Linked DNA regions of Homo sapiens: region 1 is linked to region 2. A link is an interaction called in ENCODE POLR2A ChIA-PET data of the cell type or tissue named here. Cell type or tissue: CD4-positive, alpha-beta T cell. All regions are shown on one strand.

What was found. Peaks named below come from ENCODE experiments on the same cell type or tissue, not always from the same donor. Only the 100,000 strongest peaks of a DNase experiment are listed, where the experiment ranks them.
Region 1: POLR2A ChIA-PET joins it to region 2 with 5 read pairs; 2 of 35 experiments call an interaction of 5 or more read pairs at or near these places.

The regions. Positions count from the first base shown.
Region 1 is chr11:58,683,015-58,687,014 of GRCh38, reverse strand. No RefSeq gene overlaps it. Among named protein-coding and RNA genes, the nearest start is that of GLYAT, 47 kb to the left of the region's middle. In CD4-positive, alpha-beta T cell, no CTCF peak of the experiment used is centred here; no DNase peak of the experiment used is centred here.
Region 2 is chr11:58,528,274-58,532,273 of GRCh38, reverse strand. The region is part of intron 7 of LPXN (leupaxin); the gene reads left to right. Among named protein-coding and RNA genes, the nearest start is that of OR5B21, 22 kb to the right of the region's middle. In CD4-positive, alpha-beta T cell, no CTCF peak of the experiment used is centred here; a DNase peak (open chromatin) is centred at 1,823; H3K27ac peaks cover 963 bases.

The DNA of each region.
Region 1 (4,000 bases), 150 kb before region 2:
TTTAAAAAAAATAAATACATAATAAAAAATATAAAAAATTTCTCCAGAGACCTCTGTGGTTTTTCAGGGATGGCATAAATGACATTAGAGGGTGACATCAGTGGGAATGATGGAATAAGGACCTCTAAAAATCCTCTCCTTCATCAAAGTGACAAGAACACTGAAAAAAGCCAAAATAAACATTTTCCAAAACTCCAAAAATTAACCAAAAATTTGCAACAATCTGAAGATTTATTCCAGAGAAACAGCTGAATCTGTTTGTTTTTTTGTCCATGACCTGTTGAAAAAGCAGCTGAAACTTTCTGAGAATAGTGAGCTTTGTGGTATTGTGACTTGCCCTATCCGTAGTGGCCTCTCCGCAGCTCCGTGGTATAAACCAACAGTCCTACAATCATGGTGAAAGCCAGGAGCCTAGCAACTATTGGACAGGCAGTATGGGTTTGGAGCTCCCTGAAAGCAATATTCTCAGAGGTTTGTTGCTATTTGACATGTCTGGCAGTTCCCTGTGAACCCCAACGCTCACAGCTTTTTTCAGATGATCTTAGTCAGGGCTTGCTTACTGTGCAAAGCCATTTCCCCCAGTCATCTGCTGAAAACAGTCAGCATCGATTAATACATCATAGCTGCCTGACATGGCAACGATATTTAGGGCAAACAAAAACCTAAACAAAACATTTAAAAGGATCAGCTGGGGGATGAGATGTCCATAGACAGCTTTGAAAGCTCTGACAAATTTCTAAGAATCTAGAAGGCTACATGTTTGCATATAGCTGTGGACATGCCCAGGGAAGTACGAGAAGACTCTAACAAGATCTCCGATCCAATTGACCTTGAGGCTGCACACACACAGGAAATGAAGGTTAAGGCAGAGTTGTAAACTACCTGCCTAAAAACTGAAAGCATGACCTAATACAAACACAAAGCCCCTCAGCAAAGGCTAGGAGGTGAATGGTTCCAGACATTTAAGGATCGCTAAGCTAATTGATCAGAGACTTCAGTGGTCACTTTATGAGTATGCTTAAAACAACTTAACTGTACACTTTACAAGGGTAAATTTTATGGGTGTATTATATTGCAATAAAAAAACTATTCATAATTAATGCACAAAAGATAAGCTAAAACAATAATTGGCAAAGGTATGATAGGCAATGCATAGGAGGAATATGAGTGGTCAACAAACATATGCAAACTTATGTTAATCATCAATCTTAAGAGAAATCATTAATTTTCTATTAAATGAGATTTTAAAAGAAAGAAAGAATTATAGAGCCTGCTCTCTGACACTGACCCTTGAACTAAGTAGGCAGTATTACCTCTCCCTGCTCGGAGGAAGGCAATACCTAAAACCTTTGGCCTTCATCTTGTCCAAAGACTCCCCCACTGATACCCACAAATTTATAAATTTGTATAAACCTCTTTGCCCCTATCATTGGTTGACTAGAATAAATACCACACACAAGCCAGCCTGGTACCAAATTTTATGCCCCCACCTTGGTTCCCAAAGGTTGTGCCCACACAAGGCCTATCTCTTTCCCACAAATGGCACCCAATGTTCCTGCAACTTGAGTCTACAAATGTTGCTTCCAGTTATGATGCCTGGCTGGCCAAGGACCTCTGGTAAATTCTCTGCATTCTTGGAATAGATTTGGTACGTGTTGGTGTAGTGATCAAGGTCATTTGTCATCTCCTGGATGGCTCCAAAAAGAAAAAGAACAGACTTTGAAACACTAGAGAACTTATGCAGATAGAAAAGTTGTTCATCCCAACTCTGACAAAAATATCACCAAAAAATGGGCTCATGTCCCAGTTAGAGAACAGTCACTCCTACCTGGTCTTGTGGCCAGATGAGGACTGTGTTGAAATTAGGCACCTGTCCACTCGCACCTGAAGCTTGAATGCGTTCCTCTGCTTTATATGGAAAACAGTACATAATCTGTAGCATAAATCTGTAGCAGCTCAAAGAATAGGAAGAGTCAAGACCCTGGAAAAAGCAACAAAGCATTCTTCAATAAATTCACAGACTCTTATGGCTGCCAGTGTTGGAGTCTGTACAGCATATTCACCAACTGGTATCTGCTCGAAGAGCTTGAGTTACAGGGAATTTGTTACTTTCAAAGGCAACCAAATATGCCCTTGTTCAGCTCTAACAATTTTTAAAAACATTTGTCATTTGTAACTGGTATTCTACCTCTTTCATTTTTCTTTTTAATCACAGTCTGGGGCCATGGAAAATCATCATTCATTTTCACCCTATGGAACTTGACGTGGCTGAAAGCCACTGCCTTAGTAATAATTATGATTCTTCAGTAAGCAAACCTTATATTCCAGCCACAGTCCTAGGCACTTTACTTGCATTATCTAATTTAATTCTTTTTTAATATACTTTAAGTTCTGGGATACATGTACAGAACGTGCAGGTTTGTTACGCAGGTATACATGTGCCACGGTGGTTTGCTGTACCCATCAACAAGTCATCTACATTAGGTATTTCTCCTAATGATATCCTTCCCCTAGCCCCCCACTCCCCGACAGGCCACAGTGTGTGGTGTTCCCCTCCCTGTTTCCATGTGTTCTCATTGTTCAACTCCAACTTATGATTGAGAACATGCAGTGTTTGGTTTTCTGTTCCTGTGTTAGTTTGCTGAGAATGATGGCTTCCAGCTTCATCCATGTCCCTGCTTATCCTTTTTTATAGCCGCATAGTATTCCATGATGTATATGTGCCTCATTTTCTTTATCCAGTCTACCACTGATGGGCATTTGGGTTGGTTCCAAGTCTTTGCTATTGTGAATAGTGCTGCAAAGGGATTGCTGGGTCAAATGGTATTTCTGGTTCTAGATACTTGAGGAATCACCACACTGTCTTCCACAATGGTTGAACTAATTTACACTCCCACCAACAGTGTAGAAGCATTCCTATTTCTCCACATCCTCTCCAGCATCTGTTGTTTCCTGGCTTTTTAATGATTGCCATTCTAACTGGCATGAGATGGTATCTCATTGTGGTTTTGATTTGCATTTCTCTAATGACCAGTGATGATAAGCTTGTTTTCAGATGTTTGTTGGCCGCATAAATGTCTTCTTTTGAGAAGTGTCTGTTCATAACCTTTGCCCAATTTTGATGGGGTTGTTTGTTTTTTTCTTGTAAATCTGTTTAAGTTCTTTGTAGATTCTGGATATTAGCCCTTTGTCAGATGCATAGATTGCAAAAATTTTCTCCCATTCTGTAGGTTGCCTCTTCACTCTGATGATAGTTTCTTTTGCTGTGCAGAAGCTCTTTAGTTTAATTAGATCCCTTTTGACAATTTTGGCTTTTGTTGCCATTGCTTTTGGTGTTTTAGTCATAAGGTCTTTGCCCATGCCTAGATCCTGAATGGTATTTCCTAGGTTTTTTTCTAGGGTTTTTTTTTTTTATGGTTTTAGGCCTTATGTTTAAGTCGTTAATCCATCTTGAGTTAATTTTTGCATAAGGTGTAAGGAAGGGGTCCAGTTTCAATTTTCTATATAAGGATAGCCAGTTTTTCCAATATCATTTATTAAATAGGGAATCCTTTCCCCATTTCCTGTTTTTGTCAGGTTTTCAAAGATCAGATGGTTGTAGATGTGACATTATTTCTGAGGCCTCTGTTCTGTTCCATTGGTCTATGTATCTGTTTTGGTGCCAGTACCATGCTGTTTTGGTTACTGTAGCCTTGTAGTATAGTTTAAAGTAAGGTAGTATGATACCTCCAGCCTTGTTCTTTTTGCTTAGGATTGTCTTGGCTATACAGGCTCTTTTTTGGTTTCATATGAAATTTAAAGTAGTTTTTTCCAGTTCTGTGAAGAAAGTCAATGGTAGCTTGATGGAGACAGCGTTGAATCTATAAATTACTTTGGGCAGTATGGCCATTTTCACAGTATTGATTCTATCCATGAGCACAGAATGCTTTTCCATTTGTTTGTGTCCTCTCTTATTTTGTTCAGCAGTGGTTTGTAGTTCTCCTTGAAGAGGTCCGTCACA
Region 2 (4,000 bases):
GCAGCACCTGTCGGGGAGGCTTGGGCTGCATGGGAGCCCACTGTGGGGGTCTCGGGCATGGCGGGCTGCAGATCCCAAGCCCTGCGCCACAGGGAGGCAGCTGAGGCCTGGCAAGAATTCGAGCATGACACAGGTGGGCCAGCAGTGCTAGGGGACCCAGTGCACCCTCCGCAGCTGCTGTCTCAGTTGCTAATCCTCTCACTGCCTGGGGCTGGCGGTGCTGGCCGGCCACTCTGAGTGCGGGGCCTGCTGATCCCGTGCTACCCGAAACTCGTGCTGGCCCACGAGCACCGCATGCAGCCCCAGTTCCTGCCCGTGCCTCTCCGTCCACACCTCCCCGCAGGCAGAGGGAGCTGGCTCCAGCCTCAGCCAGCCCAGAGTGGGGCTCCCACAGTGCAGCGGCAGGCTGAAGGGCTCCTCAAGCGTGGCCAGAGTGGATGCCGAGGCCAAGGACGTGCCAAGAGCGAGCAAGGGTTGCAAGCACATTGTCACCTCAATTTCAACCTTGGTGAATCTGATGATTATGTGTCTTGGGGTTGCTCTTCTTGAGGAGTATCTTTGTGGTGTTCTCTGTATTTCCTGAATTTGAATGTTGGCCTGTCTTGCTAGGTTGAGGAAGTTCTCCTGGATAATATCCTGAAGAGTGTTTTTCAGCTTGGTTCCATTCTCCCCATAACTTTCAGGTACACCAGTCAAACGTAGATTTGTTTTTTTCACATAGTCCCATATTTCTTGGAGGCTTTATTCATTCCTTTTCATTCTTTTTTCTCTAATCTTGTCCTCTTGCTTTATTTCATTAAGTTGACCTTCAATCTCTTATATCCTTTCTTCTGCTTGATCAATTCAGCTATTGATACTTGTGTATGCTTCACAAAGTTCTTGTGCTATATTTTTCAGCTCCATCAGGTCATGTATGTTCTTCTCTAAACTGGTTATTCTAGTTAGCAATTTGTCTAACCTGTTTTCAAGGTTCTTAGCTTCCTTGCATTGGGTTAGAACATGCTCCTTTATAAAGCTCGGAGGAGTTTGTTATTACCCACCTTCTGAAGCCTACTTCTATCAGTTCGTCAGACTCATTCTTCATCCAGTTTTGTTCCCTTGGTGTTGAGGAGTTGTGATCCTTTGGAGAAGAGGCATTCTGGTTTTTGGGATTTTCACCCTTTTTGCATTGGTTTCTCCCCATCTTCTTGAGTGTTTCTACGTTTGGTCTTTGAAGTTGGTGACCTTCAGATGGAGTGTCTGAGTGGATGTCCTTTCTGTTGATGTTGATGCTATTCCTTTCTGTTTGTTAGTTTTCCTTCTAACAGTCAGGCTCCTCTGCTACAAGTCCACGGGAGTTTGCTGGAGGTCGACTCCAGACCCTGTTTGCCTGGGTATTAGCAGCAGAGGCTGCAGAACAGCAAAGATTGCTGCCTGTTCCTTCCTTTGGAAGCTTCATCCCAGCAGGGCACCCACCAGATGCCAGCCAGAGCTCTCCTGTATGAGGTGTCAGTTAGCCCCTATTGGGAGGTGTCTCCCAATCAGGAGACACGGGGGCCACAGACCCACTCAAGGAGGCAGTCTGACCCTTAGCAGAGCTCGAACCCTGTGCTGGGAGATCCACTGCTCTCTTCAGAGCTGTCAGGCAGGGATGTTTAAGTCTACTGAAGCTGTGCCCACAGCCACCCCTTCCCCTGGGTGCTCTGTCCCAGGGAGATGGGGGTTTTATCTATAAGCCCCTGACTGGAGCTGCTGCCTTTTTCTTTTCAGAGATGGCCTGCCCAGAAAAGAGGAATCTAGAGAGGCAGTCTAGCCACAGCAGCCTTGCTGAGCTGCGGTTGGCTCCACCCAGTTTGATCTTCTGAGTGGCTTTGTTTACACTGTGAAGGTAAAACCACCTGCTCAAGCCTCAGCAATGGTGGATGCTTCTCCCTCCACCAAATTCTAGTATCCCAGGTCGAGCTCAGACTGCTGTGCTGGCAGTAAGAATTTCAAGCCAGTGGATCTTAGCTTGCTGGGCTCCATGGGGGTGGGACCTACCGAGCCAGGCCACTTGGCTCCCTGGCTTAAGCCCCCTTTCCAGGGGAGTGAACAGTTCTGTCTCGCTGGCATTCCAGGTGCATCTAGGTTATGAAAAACAAAAAACAAAAAAACTTCTAAAGCTAGCTCAGTGTTTGCCCATACAGCCGCCCAGTTTTGTGCTTGAAACCCAGGGCCCTGGTGGCGTAGGCACAAGAGGGAATCTCCAGGTCTGCGGTTTGTGAAGACTATGGGAAAAGCACAGTATCTGGGCCGGAGTGCACTGTTCCTCACGGCACAGTTTCTAATGGCTTCTCTTTGTTAGGAGAGGGAGTTCCCTGACCCCTTGTGCTTTCTGGGTGAGGCAACACCCCACCCTTTTTCGGCTTGCCCTCAATGGGCTGCACCCACTGTCCGATCAGTCTCAATGAGATGAACCGGTTACCTCAGTTGGAAATGCAGAAATCACCTGCCTTCTGCATCGATCTCACTGGAAGCTGCAGACCTGAGCTGTTCCTATTCGGTCATCCTGCCAGCAATCTCCAAATTATTTATTTTATTGCTCATGTCATCAGTTTGATATACAGTTAATTTTCTTCAATTTGATTCAATTTTTTAGGGATTCATGTTTTTCCATTTTAATTTTTTTACTTTTTTTTTTTTTTTTTGAGACAGAGTCTCACTATCTCCCAGGCTGGAGTGCAGTGGTGCGATCTCGGCTCACTGCAAGCTCTGCCTCCCGGGTTTACGCCATTCTCCTGCCTCAGCCTCCCAAGTAGCTGGGACTACAGGCGCTCGCCACCACACCTGGCTAATTTTTTGTATTTTTAGTAGAGACGGGGTTTCACCGTGTTAGCCAGGATGGTCTCGATCTCCTGACCTCGTGATCCACCCGCCTCGGCCTCCCAAAGTGCTGGGATTACAGGTGCAAGCCACCGTGCCCGGCCAATTTTTTCACTTTTTAATTATGTACAACAATAGTTGAAACCATACATATACTCAGGAGTGGAATATAATTAGCAAATATTTTCTTCAGATTGTTATTTGTCTTTGTTTATGGTGATTTTTTGACATGTGTAAGTCATTCAGATATATTTTTATGTAGCTAAATTTATTAATATTTAACTTGCTTTTGGAATTTGGGCTTTATTTATGACAGTTTTTCTGTTTCCAGATTAAAGAGGAATACATCATTAATGACAAGATATGAAATGCAAATGCACACATTAAAAAAACCCTAAGTATCATTAGCCTTTCGGGAAATACAAATCAAAACTACCATGAGATAACATTGTATAGATAGATAACATCCATTTGATTGATTAAAAAGGAAATATATGGATATATCAAGTGATGTAAAGACTGAGGAATAATTGGGATTTTCATACACTGCTGGTAAACAATAAAAATAATATACCCACACAAAAAATAAAAAAAGGAGGAATACATCTATTTTTAATTCAAATATATGGTATGAGTCATTGTGTTTAGATCTTGCATCCATCTGGAAATTATTATTTAGTAGTATTTTATTTTAAAATATCAGATGCTTTTTTTCTTCCCAGATGCTGTTTTAGATATTAGAGATATAATGGTGACAAGATCAACAATATCTAGTTTCTCTCAGAGCTAATGTTCCTGTAAGGGGAGACAGCCCACAAAGATGATTTTAAATAAAGGTAAATGCCATAAAGACGGTGAAAGAAGATGATGTGACAAGGAGGGACTGAAGAGATGCCTCTCTGATAAGATGATATTTGAGTGATTCTTGCATCACATGAAGAGGACAACTATATCAGGCTCTGGGACAGAACTATCCAAGCCAAGGGAATACTTAGTACAAAGGCACTGAGGAGCAATAGCCCCTAACACTTATTAAATGTTTACTATGAACCAGACACAATGCCAAAACACTTCCTCTGCATTATCTCATTTATTTCTTACAACTACCCTTTGAATTAGGTAACAGTAATCATCCTATTTTGAATATGAGGACACTGAG